Regions from separate parts of the Homo sapiens genome. Here region 1 is linked to region 2. A link is a contact called in ENCODE Hi-C or POLR2A ChIA-PET data. All regions are on one chromosome and are shown on one strand. Each heading gives the region's core, a stretch centred on a gene start or an enhancer-like site at or near the end of the contact. The rest is flanking DNA. Distances are from core to core; before and after follow the strand shown.

The links. Hi-C counts contacts between places; a loop is a spot of excess contacts on that map. ChIA-PET counts read pairs that join two places held with the same protein, here RNA polymerase II (POLR2A). Pooled maps may share reads with other maps.
Region 1: a loop to region 2 is called in a map of B cell, with 7 times the contacts of the local background. The contact joins the promoter of PARP15 here to the enhancer-like site in region 2. A Hi-C loop is called at or near these places in 1 of 168 maps with a recorded cell type or tissue (B cell), 4 of 37 single-sample maps with no recorded cell type and 4 of 50 pooled maps. POLR2A ChIA-PET finds 5 or more read pairs at or near these places in 1 of 52 experiments (activated T-cell).

What each region holds. Positions count from the first base shown.
Region 1 is chr3:122,576,159-122,580,320 of GRCh38, forward strand. It overlaps PARP15 (poly(ADP-ribose) polymerase family member 15), which reads left to right and starts at 1,492. Exons shown (of 12, transcript NM_001113523.3): 1 at 1,492-1,695. The coding sequence starts at 1,510. RefSeq lists an enhancer at 1,459-1,738 and a silencer at 1,799-1,848.
Region 2 is chr3:121,996,550-122,001,258 of GRCh38, forward strand. The region is part of intron 5 of ILDR1 (immunoglobulin like domain containing receptor 1); the gene reads right to left. Among named protein-coding and RNA genes, the nearest start is that of ILDR1, 23 kb to the right of the region's middle. RefSeq lists enhancers at 867-946, 977-1,086. Within about 2 kb of position 2,447, at least 6 of the 41 ENCODE cell types and tissues checked have a DNase peak (open chromatin) inside an H3K27ac peak, as active enhancers do; they include B cell, where a contact is called at or near this core.

The sequences.
Region 1 (4,162 bases), core at 242-2,741, 580 kb after region 2:
AACCTGATGTTGCTGGTCTGGGAATTACATTTAGAGATCCACTGGCCTAGAAAATAGAGTTTAAACTCAGCAGCATGGCCGTTAGCGATTGCTCATGCCACTTTGCATACTTTGTGCTCCTTCCTCACCACCAAGTCCCTAGGGTTCAGTCACACCAGACTACAAGATTTTCCAAAGCACAGTCTATGCTTTCATTCATGTGATCTTTGTTCTGTGTAATCCACCCCCATCGCTGCTCTCTGCATGACAGATGATGAAAAAGGGAACTCTGAAGAGAGAGAGGGAGAGAGAGACACACCTCATTCTCATTCTTCACCTGATTTTCCTCTTAGAAAGTCCCCTACTCATCATGCAAGGTCTTACTGAAATGCCACTACTATAGAAACTTTTCTCCAATCTTGTCTCTAAATTACAACGAACCACTGATTTCTGTTATCCTAATACTTTATATGTATCTCAATGCAAATACGATACCAAAACCTTTTACCCTGCTCTCTGCCTTGGAGGTGGTACTGAGGGCTGACCTCTAAGTACCACATCAGCTCCATTCTCTGATTACTCATTGGGTTCTGCAGTGGGAGGTACCAGCACGAGATTGGAAGGCACACGGAGAGAGTACTTGGGATGCTTATACTCCCCTGGCTGTCTTCCGAAAGCAGTCATGGGTTCTACCTGCTGGCACTTGGTATAGCTCTTACCAAGTTCAGGAGATGCCCCCTCCCTTGCCCCTTCAGCCTAGATGGTAAGGGGAGGAGGCTACTTCACCATCTCTCAATGGTTTCCTTAACCCTTTGCCCACACCTGTGTAAATAATTTCTTTATTAAATTATCTTCAATTATTAATTTTGAGTATACCATCTGTATACTGCCAGGACTTTTCGTGATACACCAGGTAACAGTATTAATCTATGTTTTATTTCTCCACCTCCTACTTCACCCCTCACTCCAAAGAGAGGGGATCTGTGTCTAATTCATCTTTATAATCTTAACACAGTGCCAGGCATATCAAAGGCCTTCAATACGCGTTGATTGAATTAAATAATGCCCTGTTGGGCCAGAGGGGAACCTGACTCCAGCCCTGGCTTAGGGAGCACAGGAGAGAACCCAGTGTATTTTTCTAAATATGGGTGTGTAGGGAGAATTGGGGGGAAAGGAGTGGGATGCCCAACAGAAAAGGAAAGGAATACTGATTCCTGTGTTTTAATGTGCCAGGCATTCTACAGACTTTATCTCATTTAATCTTCATTATAATAACATGAAATAGTTATGGCTGTGCCCACTGTACAGATGCTATTGACTGAGGCTACATAACTAATAAAATTGCAGACCTCAGGATTTTGACCCAGGATTTGTCTGGCAGTAACGTCTGTCCCAAAGGGCGACACAATCCTGAGGCAGCTGTTCGCAAACTCGAGGCCTCAATCTTTGACGGAAGCGGTTTTCAGAGAAAAGAAGTTCGAGGCACAAGCCTGTTGGGTGGGGCGCAACTGCAGTCCCAGCGAGCTGAGGATGGCTGCGCCAGGCCCCCTTCCTGCCGCTGCTCTGAGTCCAGGGGCTCCGACCCCCAGAGAACTTATGCACGGAGTTGCAGGTGTTACTTCCAGAGCCGGACGAGATCGGGAGGCGGGGAGCGTGCTGCCGGCCGGGAACCGTGGGGCGCGGAAGGCCTCCCGGCGCTCTTCCTCCCGGAGTATGGTGAGGAGCGCGGGGGACGGGTGCGGGAAGGGGACAGCAGGGCTGAGCCTGGGGCCCGCAAGACCCAGCAGCCCGAGCGGGCGCAGAGACCCCACGCCACGCACAACCCTCTCTTCTAGGGGGCGCCGACTACACTGACTTCCCTGTTCCGGAAGAGGGGGATGCGTGCTGCTTCTTTTTCCTTAGCATTTCTGGTGGTTTTTTTTTTTTTTCCCTTAAAATTTAAAAGTTCTTTATAAAGTTTGAAAGGATATGAGTCCTTTATTCGTGATATGTGTTATGAATATGTCCTCCCAATTTATTTTTTGTTTTTTGAGTTTGCTTATGGGGGGCTTTTGTTTCTCTTTGCCATGCAAATATTTTAAATTTTGTGTGGCAAGACTTACCAGTCTTTTATTTTATGACGTCTAGACTTTTAGTCATATTTTAATATATGACTTTTAGTCATACTCTTCCCTACACCCAAGTTATAGAAGAGTTCACTCATGCTTGCTTCTAGTACTTGAACTGATGTATTTTTTACATTTAGATCTATAATACATTTGGAGTGTGTTATTGTGTGTGGTTTGAGGAGTGAATCTAATTATTTTTTTTCAAATGGGTATCAAGTGTCCCAACACCATTTATTATAAAGGTCGTCACTGTCCCAGTAACTTGAGATACCAGCTTTATCATGTACTAGACTTTCATATGTGGTTCGGGTATTTCTGGACCTTCTATTTTCATCCATTGACCCGTTTATTCATCTGCTTTAGAGAGGCTTTGCTGTATGTTTTAATGTCAGGGCTAGTCTTCCTAGAGAGTGCTTCCTTGTCACTATTTTCCTAGCTATTCTTGTTGTTTATTTTTCCTTATGAACTTTTCTGATGTATGATCAGTTTAAAAAAAAAAAAGAAAAGCTCTTTGGAATTTTTATTGGGATTGCATTAAATTAATAAATTACAGAGAGCTGATATCTTTAGGTGGTGTTGACATGGTCTAACCTACTGTGCTGTGAAAGATTGAAAATTTGAGTATGTAATGTATATGATATTAAATTGTGAATTGGTGGGACATATGTAACAGCTTTTCAACAATTGTAGATACTGGTACTTCATATCCTCTTAAGGAAAATTTGCCTCCAAATTTTAAGCTGGAAAGTCACTAGAATAACTTTTAAAAACAATTACAATACATGACTTTTTAAACTTTTTTGTGTGTGTATGTTAAGAATAGTGTACAAATTGAAATATCTGTGTACTGATCCTCGACACAACCAATGAAATCTCCATTATGAAGGAATGTTTTGAAGCACATAGAAAAGGAAGCGAAACAAAGGATGCCTTTTCATTGTTTAAGTCTATTTTTGTGTCTTTAAAGAAGGTTTATAGTTATCTTCACATAAAACATTTCAATTTTTCTTTTTTCTCAATATTATATATGAGGTTTACTCATTCGCTATGTTGTCTATTTACGTGTATGTATGCTTTGATGTTTTCTTTCATTTTAAAAATTAAGGTGTAATTTACAGACAGCTTTTCTATATTTAGAAAATTCATACTTTTTAGTGTATACTTCTGTGAGTTTTGACAAATGTTTACCAGTATAATGAAGATATAAAAGAGTTTTCTACCAGTTTCTTTGTCTTCAACCTCTTCACTCAAGATGAGCTCCTGGCAACCACTAGGGTCATCTTTTGGTCCCTGTAGTTCCAGAACGTCATGTACATGAAATCATTCAGCAGAGAGTCTTTGGAGCCTTAGGTATCACTAATTTGCTACTGCTTTCTATTAATAGTTAAATTTCATTGTGGTCAGAAAACATATTTTTCATTATTTGAATTCTTTAAAATCTATGTATTGAGGGCCGGTCGCGGTGGCTCACGCCTGTAATCCCAGCACTTTGGGAGGCCAAGGTAGGTGGATCACTTGAGGTCAGGAGTTCAAGATCAGCCTGGCGAACATGGTGAAACCTCGTCTCTACTAAAAATACAAAAATTAGCCAGGCATGGTGGCACACACCTGTAGTCCCAGCTACTCAAGAGGCTGAGGTAGGAGAATTGCTGGAACCTGGGAGGCAGAGGTTGCAGTGAGCTGAGATTGCGCCACTGCACTCCAGCCTGGGTGACAGAGCAAGACTCTGTCTGAACAACAACAGCAACTATATGTATATATATATATATATATATATATATATATATATATGCACGCGCGCACACACACACACAGAGACATTTGTCTTATGGACACAATATGATCTATCTTGGTAAATTTCCAAGCACACTTGAAAACAAAGTACATTCTCTCATTGGATAGAGTGTTCTATAAATGTCAATTAGGTGGAGTTGGTTGTTGTTCAAGTCCTCATGTCCTTACTGATTTTATGTCTACTTGTTCTATCAATTATTTAGAGAGGATGATGAAATCTCCAACTATAATTGTGGATTTGTTTATTTTCTCCTCGGAGTTCTCTCAATTTTGCTTCATAT
Region 2 (4,709 bases), core at 1,197-3,696:
GGAATCAGATAGGCAATAAAAGTAGGAAACCTGGATAAGGCAACAAAGCTGCAAAAGACTCCCAATAAGTTATCTTTTAACCTCAGTGGAGTAAAATCTGCCTTAGTCACCCTTAATGAGCTTGTTAAAAATACAGCTTTCTGAGCCTCACTCCCAGGGACTCTCCTTCAGCTGGTCTAATGCAAGGCAAGAAAATTTGTATTTTCAACAAGCTCCCTGTTCCAATAATGTAGGAGTCAACTTGGAATTGACTGCTGAGGATTCTCAACAACCCTTTGGTCACCATTCCTTACCATCCCCTCTCCACTCTTACAGAACCCATTCTTGCCCTTGTTTTGTTTTTTTTGTTGTTGTTGTTTTGTTTTGTTTGAGATGGAGTCTCGCTATGTCACCCAGGCTGGAGTGCAATGGCACGATCTCGGCTCACTGCAACCTTCGCCTCTGGGGTTCAAGCGATTCTTCTGTCTCAGCCTCCCGAGTAGCTGGGATTACAGGCGCCCACCACCATGCTCAGTTAATTTTTGTATTTTTAGTAGAGATAGGGTTTCACCATGTTGGCCAGGCTGGTTTTGAACTCCTGACCTCAGGCGATCTGCCTGCCTCGGCCTCCCAAAGTACTGGGATTACGGGCATGAGCCACCATGCCCAGCCCTTGCCCTTCTTTTAACCTATGGTCACTTAGTCTATTTGCTTTCTCCAAAACTACCAGTCCTCCCTGATTTGACTGACCAGTCATTTCTGGGACATCCTCAGGTGTTTCCTAGAATCTGATGCCCCTTTGAACTCTTGTCATTTTAGCTTTAGGAAACTACCAGCAGATGCTTCTGGGTCCCAACCAGGCAATTGACCTCAAATAGCCCTCCTCCCAATAGGGCTTTCCTTCTTGACCTCTCAAACATGCATTCCCTCCTCTATAGCAGCAGGTTAAACATTCCCCACCTCTTAGGTCTTCCCCTGCCTGTGAACTTTCTGCTGATGACTTCATCTCTATTGATGAAGAGGAACCAGCCCTGAACGTGGAGCCAAGAAACCTAGGTTTAGTCCAGGGCCCACTGCTAACAGGCTGTAACAAGTAATTGTGGAAAAATCTCCCTCGACTTCACTTCCCTCAGCTGTGAGGCAGAAGGAGATGGGGCAGGAGAGATCAGAGAGTCTCACTGTGGCTGTGGCCTACTGCTGGGCATGCCTGGAGGTTCTCCAGTAAGGAGGGCCAGTAACTGCTCTAGGGATGAAAGCCGTTTCTCCAGTTCTTAGGGAAAAAATACGTTTCCATTTCAAAAATGTCTATCTTTAAGTCCTACAGAGGGCTGTTTACCACTATTAGGTGAACTATCAAGGGTTACTAAAATTTGGTCTTATTTTCATTTTTCTCCTCTCTAATCCTTTTTTAACTCTCACTAGAAAGTGGGAGCAGGTTGGGGAGGTGGGATGTGATCAAAGAAGTTCAAGAATCACTGACATGTTTCTTGAAGCTTCCTTCTGCATCTAGAATTTTGATTTGCTGAAATCGAGTCAGGCAGATGTGAGCTCCCTCAGCTTCCTCCCTTACATCTTAATCATCCTCCACATTTTAATGACTTCCTTTCTGTCTTCAGAGGCCAGGCTGCTTCCCTTTCCCTTCCGCTCCCTTTCTAAGGCCAGTTCTTTCCTTGTAGGGCTGAGGCCACTCCTACCAGCTTCATCACTCATCAGTGACCTCACTTCTTAATGCTTCACTTTACTCATTTGATATTAACCTTGGTTCTTTGCTTATAAACATGTTTAGGATTACCTTATTCTACAAACACCAACAATAACTCCTTACTCCTCTAACCAAAGAGCTTTCTTTAATAACTCATGCCCTTCCATGCAATTCTTCTTGTCAACAAACTTCTCAGGACAGTCTACCCCAGTGACTCACTTTGAAAGTGACCTCATCGGCCCAAGTTCAGGGATCTTTGTAATCTACATTTCTTGATTTTACTAGTTTTTTAAAATGAACCTAATCCCTCAGGAGAAACAACTCTCCCGCAGAACCTCCATTTATTAGTTTACTAATAAGTGGTGCACTTATCATTTGTGTTAGCTTTGTCCCCAGTCTTGCCTGCTTTTAGTGCCCCACGAACCTAGGGAGTCTAAGCAGGCATCTTGGGCGGGTTTTTCTTATCTCATCCTGCATATTATTACTCCAGTGACAGTGATTTCTCCATGGCCTCCTCCCTAAGATCCCTGAAAGGTAGGGGGCCCCACAGTCCAATGCTGCATCCTCCACGACTTTTCCCCTCCTACGGTGTCTTAGCCAATCCCACAGTGATCCACCTACAGAGGCTGTGGCAGTCTCTGCTGTAGGAATGCAGACTCTCACAAGTCAGATGAACATGGATTCAACTCTGCAAAACCACTGCTACTTCCTAGCTGTGGGGCTTTTCTGACCTTTGGTCTCCCATCTTTTAAAAGAGATGACTTCTGCCTTCTAGGGTGGTTGTGAGGATTCAGTGAGGAAACGTATGCAAGGGGACTACACATCAGACATCCAATAAAAGTTAGTTCTCTTTTCCTGTAAGACAGCAACCTCAGAGCACAGGCCTGAAACCAGACTCAGGCCACCGACTTTCTTCACATTGTAGATCAGGTTTTGTTTCTATCTTAATAGGTCATTCATTATTTTTCCCTTAAAAAATTTCCTTTCAAATGGATCAAACTGATAAAGGTGGTTATCTCTGGGTACTCAGATGAGTCATTACATTTTCCTGAATTTCTCAAATTTCCTACAATATAGTACTTTATTTAGATCATCTGGAAGAGGAAATGTTATTGAAAATAGAAGCCAAAAAAAATTAAAAACCTTCTATTTAAAGCAGTTGGTGCTATTCCATCTATTTGACCAAGAAAATAACTTTATAGAATAATTTTGTATTATTTTGCCTTTACCATGTATTCTGTAGCCAACATTTTTTAGGGCATAATTCTGTTATAGCTCTGTTTTAAAGGATCAGATGTTAGTCCAAAGGAAGATCACATTGAAAGCAAGATCATCTGCTCCCTCTTCCCTTGCCCTAACTCAAGGATTCTCAAAGTGTGGCTCCTCTACCAGCAGCAGCACATCACCTGGAAACTTTTGAGATAAGAAATACAAATAAAGTTCTAAGCCCCCAAATGACTAACAGACCCCCTCTTGGCCAAGGGGACCCCAGAGAAATCTTGGAAGCTAAGTTCATGGCCATGACGGGATGGGAGGTCAGACTCACCTCATTATATCCCCTCTCACAGTGACCACCCCTTTCAAAAGACTCCACGTGGATAATGTCAATTACTAGTTTATCTTCCCAGGTACAGAACAAAGGCAAGATAAGGTCTAATTCTTCTTTTCCCCTTTTCTAATATTCACCTTATCTTATGTAAAATATAGATTTGCTGGGCACTAACTAAAGTTTCACAAGTATATAATCATTTGTTTCATTGCTGCCTCCCACTTCTTAAGGAAAATGTATAAATACTAAACCTCCTGGGAACCTCTTTGAAAAAAAAAAACAGCCACAGATGCATCTGTGACTTATGTTTTTTCCCTGGGTATGCCCTCAAGCTAGCTCAATAAACCTCAATGATCTGAGACTTATGCCTCAGTCACTCATTTTGATTGCCAGAGAAATAAAAATTCTCAGGTCCTGCCCCAGACAGGTTGAGTCAGAAAACGGAGATGGCAGCCAAAAATTAAGTTAAGGAGGAAAAAAAAAAAAAAAGAAAAAACAGAAATCATCCCTACCTCCTGACCTCTGGAGAGGGGAGAGTGGCTGAAGGTGACTTGATCACTGATAGCCAATGACTTAATCAATCATGCCTATGTAATGAAGTCTCCATAAAAACCCAAAAGGACTAGGTTCAAGGAGCTTCCTGGCTGCTGAAGACGGAGGTCCTGGGAGGGTGGCACACCTGGAGAGGACATGGAAGCCCCTCCCCGCTCCCACATACCTTGCTCTATACATCTCTTCATTTGGCTGTTCACTTGTATTCTTTTAAATATTCTTTGTAATAAGTGGGTAAACATAAGTAAACTGTTTCCTTAAATTCTGTGAACTGCTCTAGCAAATTAATTGAACTGGAGGAAAGGGTCATTGTAACTCCCAGTTTATAGCCATTTGCTCAGAAGCACAGGTGACAACCTACTAGTTGCAACTGCAATTAGCATCTGAAGTAGGGGGCAGTCTTGTGGGACTAAGCCTTCCACCTGTGGGGTCTGGTGCTATTTCCAGGTAAATAGCATCAGAATTGAGTTAAATTATAGGACATTCAGTTGGTGTGCGCTGAGTAATTCCTTTTTGTGTGGGGAAAACACACACACACTTGGTGTCAGAAGTATCGAGTGGCATGTGAGAATAGGAAAAAACAGTTTTGTTTTCCTTTACAAGTGGCCTTCTCTCTTACTGGCTTATTTAAACCACTCGCTCCAGCCCACCTTATGTCTAAATGAGGTCAGTGCTAGGAATGAAGATCGAAGCACAGGTACATCAGGGCTGCAGAGGAAATGCCATCAGTAGGCAGAGCTATCTGAGAGATGCTTTAGGCAGCCTGAGGAGTGGACAGGCAAATGTCCTTCCATGTGGCTACCTAGCCTCCCCAGGCATCATTTTCAGGGCTGAGGCTAATGTCCTCTGTCCCTATGATGGGAGAAGGGCATGGAGGAGAACCTGGAAGAATCTTTGACCTGGCACTTGAAGCTGATCTGCTTGACG